Regions from separate parts of the Homo sapiens genome. Here region 1 is linked to region 2. Evidence: read pairs that join two places in POLR2A ChIA-PET (ENCODE). Cell type or tissue: GM12878. All regions are shown on one strand. Each heading gives the region's core, and the rest is flanking DNA. Links, peaks and the distances in the headings are about the cores only.

Evidence for each region. Peaks named below come from ENCODE experiments on the same cell type or tissue, not always from the same donor. Only the 100,000 strongest peaks of a DNase experiment are listed, where the experiment ranks them.
Region 1: POLR2A ChIA-PET joins it to region 2 with 11 read pairs; 2 of 35 experiments call an interaction of 5 or more read pairs at or near these places.

The regions. Positions count from the first base shown.
Region 1 is chr12:106,682,290-106,690,626 of GRCh38, forward strand. RFX4 (regulatory factor X4) reads left to right here. Exons shown (of 18, transcript NM_213594.3): 6 at 4,595-4,808; 7 at 6,998-7,075. All of the region lies in intron 1 of LOC100287944 (a long non-coding RNA gene), which reads right to left. LOC100505978 (a long non-coding RNA gene) reads right to left here and starts at 2,411. Exons shown (of 4, transcript NR_038912.1): 1 at 2,371-2,411; 2 at 1,213-1,455. In GM12878, for the core only: a CTCF peak has its summit at 734 (motif pointing right); no DNase peak of the experiment used is centred there.
Region 2 is chr12:106,749,781-106,758,117 of GRCh38, forward strand. RFX4 (regulatory factor X4) reads left to right here. Exons shown (of 18, transcript NM_213594.3): 17 at 875-1,013. All of the region lies in intron 1 of LOC100287944 (a long non-coding RNA gene), which reads right to left. Among named protein-coding and RNA genes, the nearest start is that of RIC8B, 21 kb to the right of the region's middle. RefSeq lists an enhancer at 4,182-4,231. In GM12878, for the core only: no CTCF peak of the experiment used is centred there; a DNase peak (open chromatin) is centred at 3,971; H3K27ac peaks cover 320 bases.

The DNA.
Region 1 (8,337 bases), core at 169-8,168, 67 kb before region 2:
TACCACCCTGCTTTTAGGCATATTTTGTAAAATAGTCTTGGGCATCATTGAAAGGATTGCCTTGTGGCCTCTTGGAGGATCACCAGGTTATCTGGACTGTTTTGCTGAGCAAACTCTGCTCTGATAGTATGCAGTAGACCAGAGAAGCAAAACTGTACTATTCCCTGCATGGGAGATGGGGCAGAAAGGTCCAGCTGCACCATGGTCCATGAGGGTTCACGGCTTCCCATTCATCAGTTTCATCAAGCAACCAACCAACTCATGCTTTATACTTTCTGTGTGTCACATATGTGGTGCTAGGTACTGGGAACACAGGAGCAAATCAGTTGCTGCCCTCATGGAGCATAGATTCCGGTGGGAAACAGACAAAACAGAGAATCAGATTGTGACAAAGTTGTAGCAGAGAGCAACAAAAGAGGAATGGCCAGGGAAGGTCTTTCAGAGGAGGTTACATTTAAGTAAAGACTAGGGGAGTGCAGAAGGCTGTGCAGACACTTGTCTGCTAGGTGTGAGTCAGTGGGAAGGGAATCTCTTCCTGTACTGCTCGACCTTCATTAAAATCTGCATTTATAGGACTTGCCTCTAAGGATGTTTCAAAAATTGTTGGACGATAATAGGTGTTCCATGAAGAAGAGCAGCAGGCCCTATAAGTTTGGTTAACACTAAGTTTAAACAGTTTCCTTTACTGCAAGACTTCTCAGAACCCTTATTATGCTAATGTACAAGGTGACTCCACTAGAGGGTGCCTTATTATGCAGCATTTCTAAGCATTTTGACCACGTTGAGCAGGTCAGCACATAGTGACCTATAAAACACTGTAACTTTTTAGAAAGGCAACCATATAGGACTTTTAAGACTTGTCTTGAAGGATGTGTCAAAAGCATGTCCAGTGCTCTCACCCTGGGCCAAACCCCTGTCCCTCACCAGCTCCTCTCATCCCTGGGCAGCACATTCCCATCCTCCAAGGGTGGGTTTGATTTTGGAGCCAAGGTAGGGAAAGAAAATGGATGATCGAACTGGGAAAAACCCTTTTTTGGTATTCTGAAAATAATGAGACTAATTTTTTTGGTGTAGCTCAGAAGCTTTTGAACCAGTCTCTAAAGGAATTTCCAGAAGACTGTTGAACAAAGGACCTCTTGGAATAAATTCCTAATAATTTTCCAAGATGACTATTCTGAAAAAAAAAAAAAAAAAAAAAAAAAAAAAACAAACCTCAGTTATAATTTTAAAATTCTGGTATTTGTTTAAAAGTAAGGTTTCAGCCTTGGTACGATTATAGATTACAAAAGCCAGGTTCTTCCTTGTTTGCTGGTAAACACATAGTAGGCAATTCAAAATGTTGGTCAAACAGAAGAGTGGATGGATAGAACGATATGGAATAAATGAAAATAAATTATTTTTCTCCAGCTCTTGGTCTTTGAGGAATCAGTGGCTCCGATAGCTTGTTGCTCATTTCTAAGAAGAGCAGAAATAGTAAAGACACACAGTAAAGAGAGAGCAGAAAGGTTTCCCATCCTGCATAAACAGAGAAAATTTCCTTCTGTCCACATGGGAGAGTCTGTTTTTGTTTTGTTTGTTTTTCTTTTTCTTTAACCTCGAGGTTGGCAAAATACCCTCTTTAAAAATTCTGTATAATCAATTTTATTGTATCCTCTTCCATAAGGATACTCCAAAGTTGGTCACACCTTCGACCAGTTGAAAGGCAGTAAGAAGCTCTTGTCTCCAACCTGCATCATGGCCTTATAGAGAAACTCCCTTGGCAAATTGACAATGACAGAAGAAATCTGGGGGGGTGGGCCAGGTGCAGTGGCTCACGCCTGTAATCCCAGCACTTTGGGAGGCTGAGGCCCGTAGATCACTTGAGGTCAGGAGTTCAAGATCAGCCTGGCCAACATGGTGAAACCCCATCTCTACAAAAAATACAAAAATTAGCCGGGCATGGTGGCACGTCCCTTTAGTCCCAGCTACTCAGGAGGCTGAGGCAGGAGAATTGCTTGAAGCTGAAAGGCAGAGGTTTCAGTGAGCCACGATTGCACCACTGCACTCCAGCCAGGGTGACAGAGCGAGACCTGTCTCAAAAAAAAGCACATTCTGCACATGTATCCCCTGCCTTTTTTTAGAAGAAATTAAAAAATAAATAAATAAATCTGGGGGTGGCTGGTGAGGAATGTGTTGTTGTGCCCTACAGAACTGAAATAGAAGAACTCAAGATCAGAGCAGTAGCTTCACTGTGGTTGTTGATTTTAGCTACGTGATCTCTGAATAGTCAAGAAGTGGTCTGGTCTGAACATATTAGATGATCTGGCTCTTAAGAAGTTATAAAGGTGAACTTTTTAAGGTTACGGTGGTGTGTCATAACTGTCATCCCACCTGAAGCCACCGGAACCATGCTCCTCCCCCACCCACAGAGTGAGTTCCAGGTGGGAAGGCAGTTATGACAGTTGAGAAGTAGTAGAAGACACGGAAGGCACAGAAGGCAGACTTCGCTCAGCACAAAGAATTTTCTGATAACCATACTGGCAAAATGAACTGGGCTGCCTTCGGAGGGTCTGAATTCTTCATCCCAGAAGGCATTCAGATAGATTCGAGATGCCCACTAAGCAGAAATATCACGGAATGGTATCAGGAGTAAAGGAGGGTTGGGGAGAGGGAAGGTTTTGACGTGCTCATCTCTTCCCTCCTCGCAAAAGCCCTTCCCATAATTCAAAATGCCTTCTCATCTGTATGATTTTGTGACTTTCATTGTATCTCCATGGGTAGAGAAAAGTAGTTAATATGTTGTGCGGTGTTTCTGAAAGCGAGGTCCACGGATGACCTAACATTTGTATTGCCACGGGACTGTGAAAATCGACTCTAGACGTACTAAATAGGAGTCTTTAAGGGGGGAGCAGGGCCCAGGAGTCTCTATTTTAATGGTTTTTTTTCTTCTTCTTCTTTTAGTCCTAGCTACTAGACTACCAGGGATATTTTAATATGTTTTGTAAGTGATTCTTAGTAGTAGTAAGGTTTGAGAATCACTGGCTTAGTGGTTCAAAGCACTTGGGAGGTTCAAATCCTGCCTCTGCTCCTTACTCACTGGCTGATCTTGGGTGCATGACTTAAATTCTCTGGGCCTTAGTTTCCTTATCTATAAAAATGGGGATAATAATTAATTCTAGCTTTATGGGGATTTTGTGAGATTAAATAAGATAATGTGTGTCAAGCACTCAGTACCAGAGATCTCAAACTGATGTGCTTTAGAATTACCCCTATGGTGCTTGATTCAGTGCTGATTCCTGGGCCCCATTCCCAGATGTTCTAAATCAGTAGGTACTGAGAGAGGGCCCAGGAGTCTGTATTTTTATTAAACTTTAAAAATGATTCTGATAAGATCAAAGTTTATAAGACTATCTTGCAGTGTTTTCAGTAGGATAGCACTGTGGCTTCATAGTCAAAAAGACCTGTCTGTGTTCAAGAACCTGTTCCTCCCCTAAACAGCTATATGACCTTAAACAAATTATTTGAGCTTTCTTGCCTCCAGTTTCTCATGTGTAGAAAGACTGTAATAATTTCCATTATTGGTTATTTTACAAATTAATGCATGCAAAGTCCTTTGCAAACTGCCTGGCATGTAGCCAATATATAATGCTCAATAGATTATAGCTAAAATCTAAACAAAATGCAGCCTCCAATCCCTTGTTAGTCTTAATTGAAAACATTGCTAATATTAAGCCTATTTTGAGTTAATAAAAAGTTCTGGTCTTCGCTTTACATTCAGTGTCAACTGAAGCACTGAATTTACCTTTTTAAAAATACAGTTCTTTGAGACTACCATTTATTGATTAAGAAAAACATAGGCCAAGGCCAGGCGCGGTGGCTCATGCCTGTAATCCCAGCACTTTGGGAGGCCAAGGTGGGCAGATCATGAGGTCAGGAGTTTGAGACCAACCTGACCAACATGATGGAACACCATCTCTACTAAAAATACAAATGTTAGCTGGGTGTGGTGGCACATGCCTGTAATCCCAGCTACTTAGGAGGCTGAGGCAGGAGAATCGCTTGAACCCGGGAGGCGTGGAGGTTCAGTAAGCTGAGATTGCACCACTGCACTCCAGCCTAGGTGACAGAGCGAGACTCTGTCTCAAAAAAAAAAAAAAAGAAAAAGAAAGAAAAAAGAAAAGGAAAACACAGGCCAAATGAATTTTTATTAGAGGTGCAGTTAGTAGTCACAAACATATCCTGCTTGGGTCCCCACAGAGAAGGGACCCTCAAGTGCTGGTATCCCATTTGGCTAGACATGAGAGATCAAGTACTAATGGAAAATTTTTCATCCCCTCTCTGCTTTGCAAAGTATTTGACTTAACGTTTTCTGTAGGAGGCAATTTTGGTTATTTTTACCTGCCTGATTGATGGCTGGCACTTTGGTTTAATTCTATATTTCAGTGATATTAGCCTTACAGGAGAGTTAACTCTTCTATCCCCAGGTAGGATGGCCCCAGCTTTCCTTGGCCTTGGGCAACACTCCCTACTCAGGAAACCTCACTTAATAACAGTGCATGTGGGTCTCTCTCTTTTTTTTTTTTTCTCTCTCTCCCTCCCTCCCCTTGTGGCCCAGGTACCATTACTATGGCATTGCAGTGAAAGAAAGCTCCCAATATTATGATGTGATGTATTCCAAGAAAGGAGCTGCCTGGGTGAGTGAGACGGGCAAGAAAGAAGTGAGCAAACAGACAGTGGCATATTCACCCCGGTCCAAACTCGGAACACTGCTGCCAGAATTTCCCAATGTCAAAGATCTAAATCTGCCAGCCAGCCTGCCTGAGGAGAAGGTAACTACAACTGAAGTGACTATTTGGGGTGGGTGGTTTCTCTCTCTTTCTCTCTCTCTCTCTGTCTCTATCTCTCTCTCTCTCTCACACACACACACACACACACACACACACACACACACACACACATTTATTGCAAAACCGTGAGTTTAAAAATATAAAGATAGAAATCCAGGCCAGGAGAGGTGGCTCATGCCTGTAATTTCAGCACTTGGGAGGCTGAGGTGGGTGAATCACTTGAGGTCAGGAGTTCAAGACCAGCCTGACCAACATGGTGAAACCCTGTCTCTACTAAAAATACAAAAAATTAGCCAGGTGTGGAGGTGGGCACCTGTAATTCCAGCTGGAGGCTGAGGCGGGAGAATTGCTTGAACCTGGGAGGCAGAGGTTGCAGTGAGCCAAGATTGCACCATTGCACTGCAGCCTGGGCAACAAGAGCGAAACTCCATCTCAAAAAAAAAAAAAAAAGAAAAGAAATCAAAATAAAGCATGGACTATAGTTAATAACAATTTATCACTATGAGTTTATTAGTTGTGACAAATATATCCTAGTAATGCAAGATGTTAACAATTGGGGTGAGGCATATGGGAACTCCCAGTACTATCTTTACAACTTTTCTGTAAATCCAAAACTATTCTAAAATAAAATTTGCTCTGTCAATCTCTATCATGTATGCCTATCTGTCTATCTACCTATCATCTATCTTCTGTCTTTCTACCTACCTACCTGTCCTATGATCTTATGCTGTCTCATTTCATGAGGAAAGAACCTCTCCCCTCTGAATTGCTTTTCCACAGGATAAAGTCCATTTTCCCATGTGCTGCAGGGGATTTGGTGAAATAATAGTCTAACAGTCAAAGAAGATTTTATAGGTATAGTGAATCTGATAGTTTTGATCATAGAATATTTGGAGCAAGTTACTGGAAAAATAAATTTGGGGAAGTTTCCCTTGGGGTATCACATTTCTTTTTTTTTTTTTTTTTTTTTTTGAGATGGAGTCTTGCTCTGTCATCCAGCCTAGAGTGCAGTGGCGCAATCTCAGCTCACTGCAACCTCCGCCTCCCAGGTTCAAGCAATTCTCCTGCCTCAGCCTCCCAAGTAGCTGTGATTACAGGCGCCCGCCATCACACCCAGCTAATTTTTGTATTTTTAGTAGAGACGGGGTTTCACCATGTTGGCCAGGCTGGTCTCGAACTTCTGACCTCATGATCTGCCCACCTCGGCCTCCCAAAGTGCTGGGATTACAGGTGTGAGCCACCGGGCCCAGTCGAGTATCACATCTTTAATGCACCTATTGATGCAACCCAGTGCTGCTCTAACATGTATTGAGCTTCTACTAAGTCTCCATGTCACACTAGGATCTGGGATGCAGTGAAGAATGAGATGAGTCCTGCTTTCAGAAAGCTTAGAGTCAACCAGGGAGATAGTGCTTGTATAAGTCAAACTAAGTTTATATAAAATGCATGTCTATGTTCTAAAATGAGGAAAATGAACTTGTATCTGTAAAGGATACATTAAATCTAAGAAATAGATAAATATTTTTTCTTAAATTTGCTTTTTTGGTCAATAAACATACAAATGAACTTCCTGCACCATGGATTTAAAATTCTCAGGTAATTGAAAAAAACATAAAAATAAAAAAATTATTGGATAAATGGAGGGGGAGATTAATTTTTTTTTTTATTTTTGCTAAGCACATTGCAGAGAATTTCCAAATGTCTTATGGTGACTTAGGCAGAATCACTTCTTCATATAACTATACATTGGATTTTAACTTTCTAGTGGTCTCAGCCAATGAAGAGAATTTAGTTCCATAACCCTGCTTAGCTCTATGTGCCAGGCACTGTGCTAAGTGCTGGATACATGAGCATGAATAAGATACCATTTTTGTTTTCCTAGAGCTCACAGTCTCAGGGGGTGGAAAATGGGGGCAGGAGGAGAAACCAGCGCATTCCGTATCTCAGGGAGAAACACACTCGTGCTGTGTGAGCACAGAGGAGGGAGCCAAGGGTCAGAGAATACCACCTAATGAAAATCAGTCTCACCTGGGTCTGGTAGGCTGAGCCGGTGTTAGGTGAATTGCATCCCCCCCACAGGGAAGAAATGACTTAAAAACTGAAAGTCCAAGGGCAGCAGCAATGTGTATTAATGTATGTCTTTGTTGTTGATCCTCTACACACCCCCACAGGTTTCTACCTTTATTATGATGTACAGAACACACTGTCAGAGAATACTGGACACTGTAATAAGAGCCAACTTTGATGAGGTAGGTCAACAAGGGTTGAGCTGTGAATACTCGGTATTAAAAATCTTGTAACACTAGCTCCTATTTCATGAGCTCCTGCTAGGTGCCAGGCCTGGCATCTGGAAGCCCTTCCTGGATACCCATTAGCTCACTTCATCCTCATGAGATCCCATGAAGCAGGTACGATTATTATCCCCATTTTATAGACCATACATGTGTATAGCAGTGGGCTTGGCCTCCTCCTTTGACTGAACTGGTGAACTGCCTCCTGCCCTATCAGCACACTAGGAAGACCATTTTGCCAGGATATCATTAAACCCAGGATTATAGATTCAGAGAAGCTAAAGAAAAGCTTCCTTACATTTTGGAAAAAATATATAAAAAGCTTTATTCTATTTTGTATATTTAGGCTTTTCCTGAGGCTTGTCCACTTGGGTACATTTGGAGCTGGTTACCCTCCATTCCCAAGGTCTGATCCATAGATTTCCATCAAATCCCATTAGTAGGGCCATCGTTAAATACAAACAATGTAAGAAGTCCATTTTATTTTAAAATATTGTAGTTAAAGAATGGAGAGGAGGAAATGAGAAAGGATGGGAGAACAATAACCAATAATAAAGTTATATAACTTTATTATTTTTTGAGGGAAGACAATGTGGTCTCTAAAAGGACTATAAAAAACCCAGTAGCTATTGATGGAAGACATCCCAGAAATTCCTTTGGTGTGTGTGTTGTGGGAAGGGGGTGCTGTTGTAGGTGGAGGGATATAAAAACGATGTCAGGTACAAAATGCTCTTCTCCTGTACTTTTCTGCCTTCCCACGGCTGTGTCCTTTAGGAGTAAATGTTTGTTGAGCACTTCCACTATCACTTTGCTCACAGACACAGCTCCAGACAAGATGGGAGTGTGTTGGTAAAGAAGTACTGTTCTTCCTTCTCTTGACTTTTATCCACTAGACTTCTAAAATGTACTTTAAAATGTCCCAAATTACTTGAGCAATAATTTCAGTGATTTTTTTCTTTTAAGAAAGAAAACTCCCTGCTTTCTTTCGAACTGCGGTTTGGCTCTATCTTACATTCCAAAGATCACTGAGATCAGGACAAATAATGATTCGTGACTGGCTAAGACAATACTAGCTGCTGTAACAAATAACTCTGCAAATCTTAGCACACTGGAGGTTTATTTCCCACCCATGTCACAATCCAGTGCGTTTGTTCTTGGTTGGAAGGCTGGTTGCTGGGGGGTGATTCAGGGACTCAGGCTCCTTCCACCCTGCCCTAGAA
Region 2 (8,337 bases), core at 103-8,102:
AAAGTCACACAGCTAGAAAGTCGTGGAGCCTGATTTAGAACCAGGGTCTTTGATGCCTGTTTGAACACGCCATGGTGCTCTCCCCCCAGGAGACAGCTTACAGAAACCCACTACATCCTTCCCCATGATGTGGAAGCAGAGGCCTGAGTGATACAAAAACATAAATCTCACAGTGGTTTGTTTTTTGTTATCCCTATTTGATTTCAGGATACAACAGGGGTTTTAAACACAGCAGGAGTAGAGGTTTCCATCACTAATGATGTTTGGCTCAGGGCTAGATTTCATCCCTGAACGCTGGCTGGGGGGTAAGGGAGGTATCTTCTAGGTGTTGAGGGAGAAGGAAAATCAACCTGGGGTTTTAAGTTAACCATAACAAGGCCACAAGAGTGGAAATGGTAAGAATCAAAAAGAAGAGGCCGGACACGGTAGCTCATGCCTGTAATCCCAGCATTTGGGGAGGCCAAGGTGGGTGGATCACCTGATGTCAGGAATTTGAGACCAGCCTGGCCAACATGGTGAAACCCCATCTCTATTAAAAATATAAAAATTAGCCGGGCATGGTGGCACATGCCTGTAATCTCAGCTACTCAGGAGGCTGAGGCAGGAGAATCATTTGAACCCAGGAGGCGGAGGTTGCAGTGAGCCAAGATCATGCCACTGCACTCCAGCCTGGGCAACAGAATGAGACCCTGACTCAAAAAAAAAAAAAAAACAGATGAAAGAAAGAAAAATGGGATTGGGGGTGAAGGGGGGAAGAAAAGAAAAGAGAAAAAAGAAGAAAAAGGAAAAAAAATAGATGAGGTTTTTAAAAAGGTGTCAAACTGATCTGTTCTTGCTATTACTCACACTATTCAATGTGCTTGATGCATTTTAGATACACGGGAAGCTATAACTATGGGAGCTATGGCAACCAGCATCCTCACCCCATGCAGAGCCAGTATCCGGCCCTCCCTCATGACACAGCTATCTCTGGGCCACTCCACTATGCCCCTTACCACAGGAGCTCTGCACAGGTGAGTCAGTGGTCCTGGTTTCTTGGCCAGGCCTTGGTATACTTGGTGCCAAATCTGGTTAACACAGTTCATAAACTGTTATGCATACTGTGTGTGCAGCGTGTGTGTCCCCAAGGAGAGGACAGTCTTTATTTATTTATTTATTTATTTTTATTATTATACTTTAAGTTTTAGGGTACATGTGCACATTGTGCAGGTTAGTTACATACGTATACATGTGCCATGCTGGTGTGCTGCACCCACTAACTCCTCATCTAGCATTAGGTATATCTCCCAATGCTATCCCTCCCCCCTCCCCCTACCCCACAACAGTCCCCAGAGTGTGATGTTCCCCTTCCTGTGTCCATGTGATCTCATTGTTCAATTCCCACCTATGAGTGAGAACATGCAGTGTTTGGTTTTTTGTTCTTGCGATAATTTACTGAGAATGATGATTTCCAATTTCATCCATGTCCCTACAAAGGACATGAACTCATCATTTTTTATGGCTGCATAGTATTCCATGGTGTATATGTGCCACATTTTCTTAATCCAGTCTATCATTGTTGGACATTTGGGTTGGTTCCAAGTCTTTGCTATTGTGAATAATGCCGCAATAAACATACGTGTGCATGTGTCTTTATAGCAGCATGATTTATAGTCCTTTGGGTGTATACCCAGTAATGGGATGGCTGGGTCAAATGGTATCTCTAGTTCTAGATCCCTGAGGAATCGCCACACTGACTTCCACAATGGTTGAACTAGTTTACAGTCCCACCAACAGTGTAAAAGTGTTCCTATTTCTCCACATCCTCTCCAGCACCTGTTGTTTCCTGACTTTTTAATGATTGCCATTCTAACTGGTGTGAGATGGTATCTCATTGTGGTTTTGATTTGCATTTCTCTGATGGCCAGTGATGGTGAGCATTTTTTCATGTGTTTTTTGGCTGCACAAATGTCTTCTTTTGAGAAGTGTCTGTTCATGTCCTTAGCCCACTTTTTGATGGGGTTGTTCGTTTTTTTCTTGTAAATTTGTTTGAGTTCATTGTAGATTCTGGATATTAGCCCTTTGTCAGATGAGAAGGTTGCGAAAATTTTCTCCCATTTTGTAGGTTGCCTGTTCACTCTGATGGTAGTTTCTTTTGCTGTGCAGAAGCTCTTTAGTTTAATTAGATCCCATTTGTCAATTTTGTCTTTTGTTGCCATTGCTTTTGGTGTTTTAGACATGAAGTCCTTGCCCATGCCTATGTCCTGAATGGTAATGCCTAGGTTTTCTTCTAGGGTTTTTATGGTTTTAGGTCTAACGTTTAAGTCTTTAATCCATCTTGAATTGATTTTTGTATAAGGCGTAAGGAAGGGATCCAGTTTCAGCTTTCTACATATGGCTAGCCAGTTTTCCCAGCACCATTTATTAAATAGGGAATCCTTTCCCCATTGCTTGTTTTTCTCAGGTTTGTCAAAGATCAGATAGTTGTAGATATGCGGCGTTATTTCTGAGGGCTCTGTTCTGTTCCATTGATCTATATCTCTGTTTTGGTACCAGTACCATGCTGTTTTGGTTACTGTAGGACAGTCTTTTCATCAGTGTCATTTCTGGCCTCCAATGGCTGGCCCACAGTGGGTGCTCGGCCAGTGTTCATGCTCCATTTGCTCTCACACACCTGGTCGCTAAACAGTTTTTTTTTTCATTCTATCCCCTCTTTGACCTCTTCATGCCAAGATCTAATTGGCTGCATGTCTGCTGCCCTTTTTCGGGCAGCTACCCTCACCCTGGGCCTTGGGTCTCCTTTCCCATCACCACTCTCCTGGTGCAGACCCTCATGGAGTCTTGTCAGGACTGGTCTCTCAACATCATTTTAACTGGCCTTGGGGTGTCCCGTGTCTGCTCTTTTCATCCAGCCCGCACAGGTAATCTTAAGCCGAAGAATCCTCCTGAAATGGATCCCTTTTCAAATCACTCTCAGGCCCTACATCTCCTTGGGCTCCTCACTGTCTAATAAGCCAAATCAGCCCTCTGTGGCCTGTGGGGAATAGACAGGCCATTGCACTTGGCTGCATTTGGGAAACCACCGCTGGACACTCTACCTGTCTAACACTTCCCTGTGCCTTGGCTCTGATCCGACTGGTGGCCAGTTCCACTCTGCATCCTAAGTATCTCTGTATGCCCTCTGTGCTCGTCTCAGCTCAGGCCTTTATCATATCCAGCTTAGATGAAGACAGAAGCCTTCCTGGTGGTCTCTATGCCTCTAAAATGTGCCCCATCTCTGGTCCACCCCCTACACTGCTGCTAGAGGAGGCTTTCGGAAAAAAACCCAACTGACCGTGACACTTTCCCTGTCTTTGGCACATCATTGCTTTCCAGGACAAGTTCAATTCTTTAGTATGTCTCTTAAGACTGGTTACCTTTCTGGCCTACTCACAAACTCCCTCCCTCCCCGCAGCCATGCCAGCCCACATGTGGTTGTCTTGGATGTGCCGAGTTCCTCCATGTCTTTGCAGAAATTGTTCCCTCTGGCTGGGTGTCTCTTCCCCAGTCTCTTCGGCTGGGCATTCATGATGGGCATTCATGGCAATCATATTGCCGTCTTTGTGGCATTCCTGAAAGTACCACCTTGAGTCCTCCAGGACCTTATTAGGTGCCACTCCCTGGGTTTCCTCTCTCAGTAGCATTTCTCACACCCTGTTATCATCACCAACTTTCCTGTCTGACGCGCACGGAGACCCTAAGCTCCCTGAAGGCAAAGATGAAGTCCAGTATCCTCAGGTCACAGCACTTGGCACCTATCAGAAAGAGGAGCTACCTTCTCCTGAACACGTGTTGTATGCCAGGCTCTGCGCTGAGCACTCTCCACATCCCTTAGATAACCCCTGCAGAAGAGGAAGTGAGACTCACAGTAACCTGCCTGAGGGGTTGAACCCAGGCGCTGTGACTCCTGTCCAAGCTCTCAGGCACCACCCCCTGCCGCCTCTCAGATGCAGGCATTCACTAAGTGTACACTGAGCAGATGAGTACATGGGAGGTGGCGTCAGCATGAACAATAGTATGGTGTGCTGAGCACGCTCACTCTATTCTGCAGGCACAGGAAGCTACGGAGTGGTAAGATCAGAGCTATGATTAAGAAAGAGAGCTCTCAGGGCCCCCACAAAATGAACCAAGGGGGACTGGTGGAGGCAGGGGGCTCTGCTCCAAAGCACTTGCAGAAGTTTAGGAATGAGATGGCAGGACTGACGCTAGCATGGAGGCTGTAATTACATCAGCTGTTAGCACAAAGACTTGTCTCTGAGGGAGGACACCAAGGAGAACGTATCCACAACACATGGGCATTCTGGGCAAACAGGTGTTTGTTTTGATTTCCATCTGCAGTACCAAGGGGAGCCCTGGTTTAATCCCCAGACAAGCCAAGAAGTTGATTCCAATAAATCATCACCTGGGGCATTCATTATAGGTCTCCAACTGCGTCACACAGAGATGCCAGCTCCTTAGGAGCTCCGTCTCTTGGGAGCACTCTGTGCTCCTCACTGTGATCCACTGCATGACTGAGAACGGCTGCAACAGCCTAGATCACTCCGCACACTCCAAGCATCTCATTCATTCATTAATTTATTTCTCAAATGGCTCCTGGGTAACTATGTGCAAGCACTGCACTAGCCACTGGGAGTACAGTGAGAAGGAGACAGAGCATGCCTGCTTTGGTAGAGCTTATGCTCCAGTGGGAGACAGCATCATCAAGCCATAGTTCTGGGCATTGTCTTCCCTCCTTCTTCACTTCCTCATTCCCCCTCATGAAATGGCAGGAGCTGGTTTTCTGGGGTGATATTTTTAAAGCCATTGCCATAAAAAGAAGCCAAGGTCTCCTCAAGGCCTATGAGGTCCTGCTCTGGAAGCCACAACAGTCCCCAACTGGAACACTGCCATTTAATATCTGGTCTTAATAGAATGGCCCAAGGACAAGTGAAAGCCCATGGAAGGGCCCTTTTAATCCAGACAAGGTGTGAGAGTCCAAAGGGTCCTAGGCCAGGCTCTTCGCCACCATGCCTTGTGACTCTTAGACGAGTGCCTCTGACACTCCCCTCAATATACACACACTCCACACTTCATGGTTTATGCCTTAGTCTCCATCTGTAAAATGGGGTGGGAAGAAATTAATTATATCAGTCTCTACCCAGGTTGATGAGTGAGGTCAGTGTTCAAAATATACTCTCTGGGGGAAGGTACTGTCTAAAGACAAAGTATCCTTTGTTTTGTTTTTCATTAACATTTATTCAGAGCACTGTTCTAGGCATATTTAAATATACAGACTCACTTAATTGCCCTAACAACCCTGGGAAGAAAGCATTTTTGGAGACAGGATCTCACTCTGTCACCCAGGCTGGAGTGCAGCTGCGCAATCTTGGCTCACTGCAACCTCTACCTCCTGGGCTCAAGTGATCCTCCCACCTCAGCCTCCCAAGTACCTGGGACTATAGGCACATGCCACCAAGCCCAGCTGATTTTTGTGTTTTTGTAGAGACAAAGTCTCGCCATGTTGACCAGACATGTCTCGAACTCCTGGGCTCCAGTGATCCTCCTGCCTTGGCCTCCCAAAGTGCTAGGGTTACAGGCGTGAACCACCACACCTAGACTTTTCCCTCAGTTTTTAAAGATAAGTAGACTGCCTCAGAAGGTAATGTGCCCCAGGTCATGCATCCAGTAAGGGACAAAGCAGACTCAAATGCAAATCCTCCAGCTCTCAAACCCAATGCTAAACCAGTGGTACTTAATACTACTGTTTCGGAGAGTGGAAGGTGAATTCAAGAGGTTACTGCTGCTATTCTCAGTAAGTTTCAAGTTGCCAAAGAGAAGCACACACCCCAAGATAACCTTATTTCTTACGTTTATTGGTTCTTTGGTTTAAGGTTCAGCATAGAGAAAATCCACTGCAGGGCTAATTAGTTTTAGCTTTCCAGAGCAGGGGTCAAGCTGTTCCAATTCTGAGTAACTGAATATCACACTTCACTACATCAGACTCACCAGGGAAAAGGACAGTCTGAATTGGAAGACAAATTCCAAGTATACAATATGGTTGGAGAAATGCAATTGGTCATCAGCACAAAAGTAACTGAAACTACTGCAAATAAATGCCAGCTAGATTTGCCTTAGAGGGCTGATACATCTATGAAGTGCAGTAATTGTAGGTTTCCCAGCATTTATATGCTCAAAATAATTTTAAGTCATTTGTTTTCAAAATAGAATATGTGTATGCCCTTGTTTACACTACTTATTTGCACAATATATACTTTCTTCCTGGGTACTACAAAGGTAAACCTCCCAGCCCTGCTTAGATTCTTGTAACTTTTGACTTAGTGAGTCCAGATGAATGAGGTTTCACAGCGTGAGGTTTGAATTATTTTGGAAAAACATTGCAACTGTGCTGCACTTGTTCACATCAAAGTAAGCTGCCTCTTTCCAGGTTCCCCATTCCCAGGCCCAACCAAAAGGAGAAAATAAACCAGACCAAGTACATAGCTACAAAATCTTTCTGAGCCTCATTCAATACATGTTCATAGAACCTCTACCCTGTCAAGCAGCCATAGTGGAACTGGGGACCTTGAGCTCAAAAGCCATTTGATCACACTTAGACTGGAAAGCTGTCCCTTATTTCTCATCTGAAAGGCAGAGGCCCAGCCTTATCAGCTAATCACCCCCTCTCACAGAATCTTCAGCAGCCTGGCTCAAACCAACCCAGGACCATTGGGTGCTACAAAGTTTGCTTAGGGCACTGTACTTTGGGTTGGTGTCTTGGGCCAAAAAGAAAAAAAAAAAATTAATCAATGATAGTGTTGTAAGATCTCTGACTGTAGAGCCAGGCTCCCTGGGTTCAAATCCCAGCTTTGCCTCCAATTAGCCCTGTGCCTCAATTTTCTCATCTGAAAAATGAGGATAATTATGGTATCTATTTTACAGGGTTGCAGTGAGGGTCAAGTGAGTTAATAAAGGTCGGAACAGGGCCTGGCTCATAGTTAACACATTTTATTATTATCCTTTGTAACACCATAGTTATAATATTATATTTAGGGTAATTTTATAATTAAGATCTGTCTCCCTCACTGTACTAGCTCTGTGAAAGCCAGGACCAAGTCCTTTTTCTCTCCCCATTATATTCCCATGGCCTAGCACCGAACTTGGCCCTCAGTGAGTGCTCAGTAAATACTTGTCAATGAAATGAATGAATGACTGGATTCTTACTCTGGTACTAAGTTGCTGTGTGACTGCAGTAGATCATTTCCCTTCTCTTGACCTTAATTATTTCATCTGTAAACCCAGAGGTAGAACCAGATGGTCAGTCACTAAGGCTCTTCCTATCATTAATGGACCATGACCCTGTGATTCTAAAAAGAACATTAATAACAGCTAACACTTTTTGAAAACTTACTACATAGGAGTTCTAAGTGTTTCACATGTAATAACTTAACTAATCCTGACTCTAAAGGCTCAGCAGCAGAGGGATGGTGGCTCACACTTGTAATCCCAACACTTGGGGAGGCTGGAAGCCCAGGAGTTCCAGTGGGATGACCGTTTGAGCCCAGAAGTTTGAGATCAGCCTGGGCAATGTAGTGAGACCTCACCTCTACAAAAAATTTAAAAATTATCTGGGAGTGGTGGCACATACCTGTAGTCCCAGCTACTTGAGAGGCTCAGGTGGGAGGATCACTTAAGCCTGGGAGGCACAGGTTGGAGTGAGCTGAAATCACCCCACTGCACTCCAGCCTGGGTGACAGGGCAAGACCCTGTCTCAAAAAAAAAAAAAAAAAAAGCTCAGCAGATGTGGACTGTCTGACAAAGATTTTTTGGGAGCTACATCCTTCTCCAGAAGAAGCTAAGAGGCTAGGGGTGAGCCCTCTGGCAGTACTTTGGTGCAGTGAGAGCCGCCTTTCATAGGAAAACAGTTTGTGCTCCTGACTGGGCCACCTTTCACCCCTTGTTCAAGTAGCAGCTCATTTGGTAAGGGGTCAGGAATAAAGGGCTCTTTCTTCCCTCTCCATGTGTAGGAAAGTCAGCCCTTGGTGTGGAGAGTCATTTCTCAAAATAGATCTTCCTAATATGGTTCCAAAGAGAGCAAGAGTCAGTCACAGCTGAGATGGGCTTTTGCCATAGGCATCTGATGAACGTTGGACTGTGTGTGCAGGCACACACATGTGCACACAGGCACCTCTCATACACTCCTTTCAAGGGATGGTAAACTGGTGACTTATGTCCTTTTTAAAATCAGTAGCAACAGCATATGATTTGATCCAAAGAATGGTAACTTGCTGTTATGGGCCCTCAACAAAAGGTGCCTTATTCCAGACAGAGATCTCTGGACCC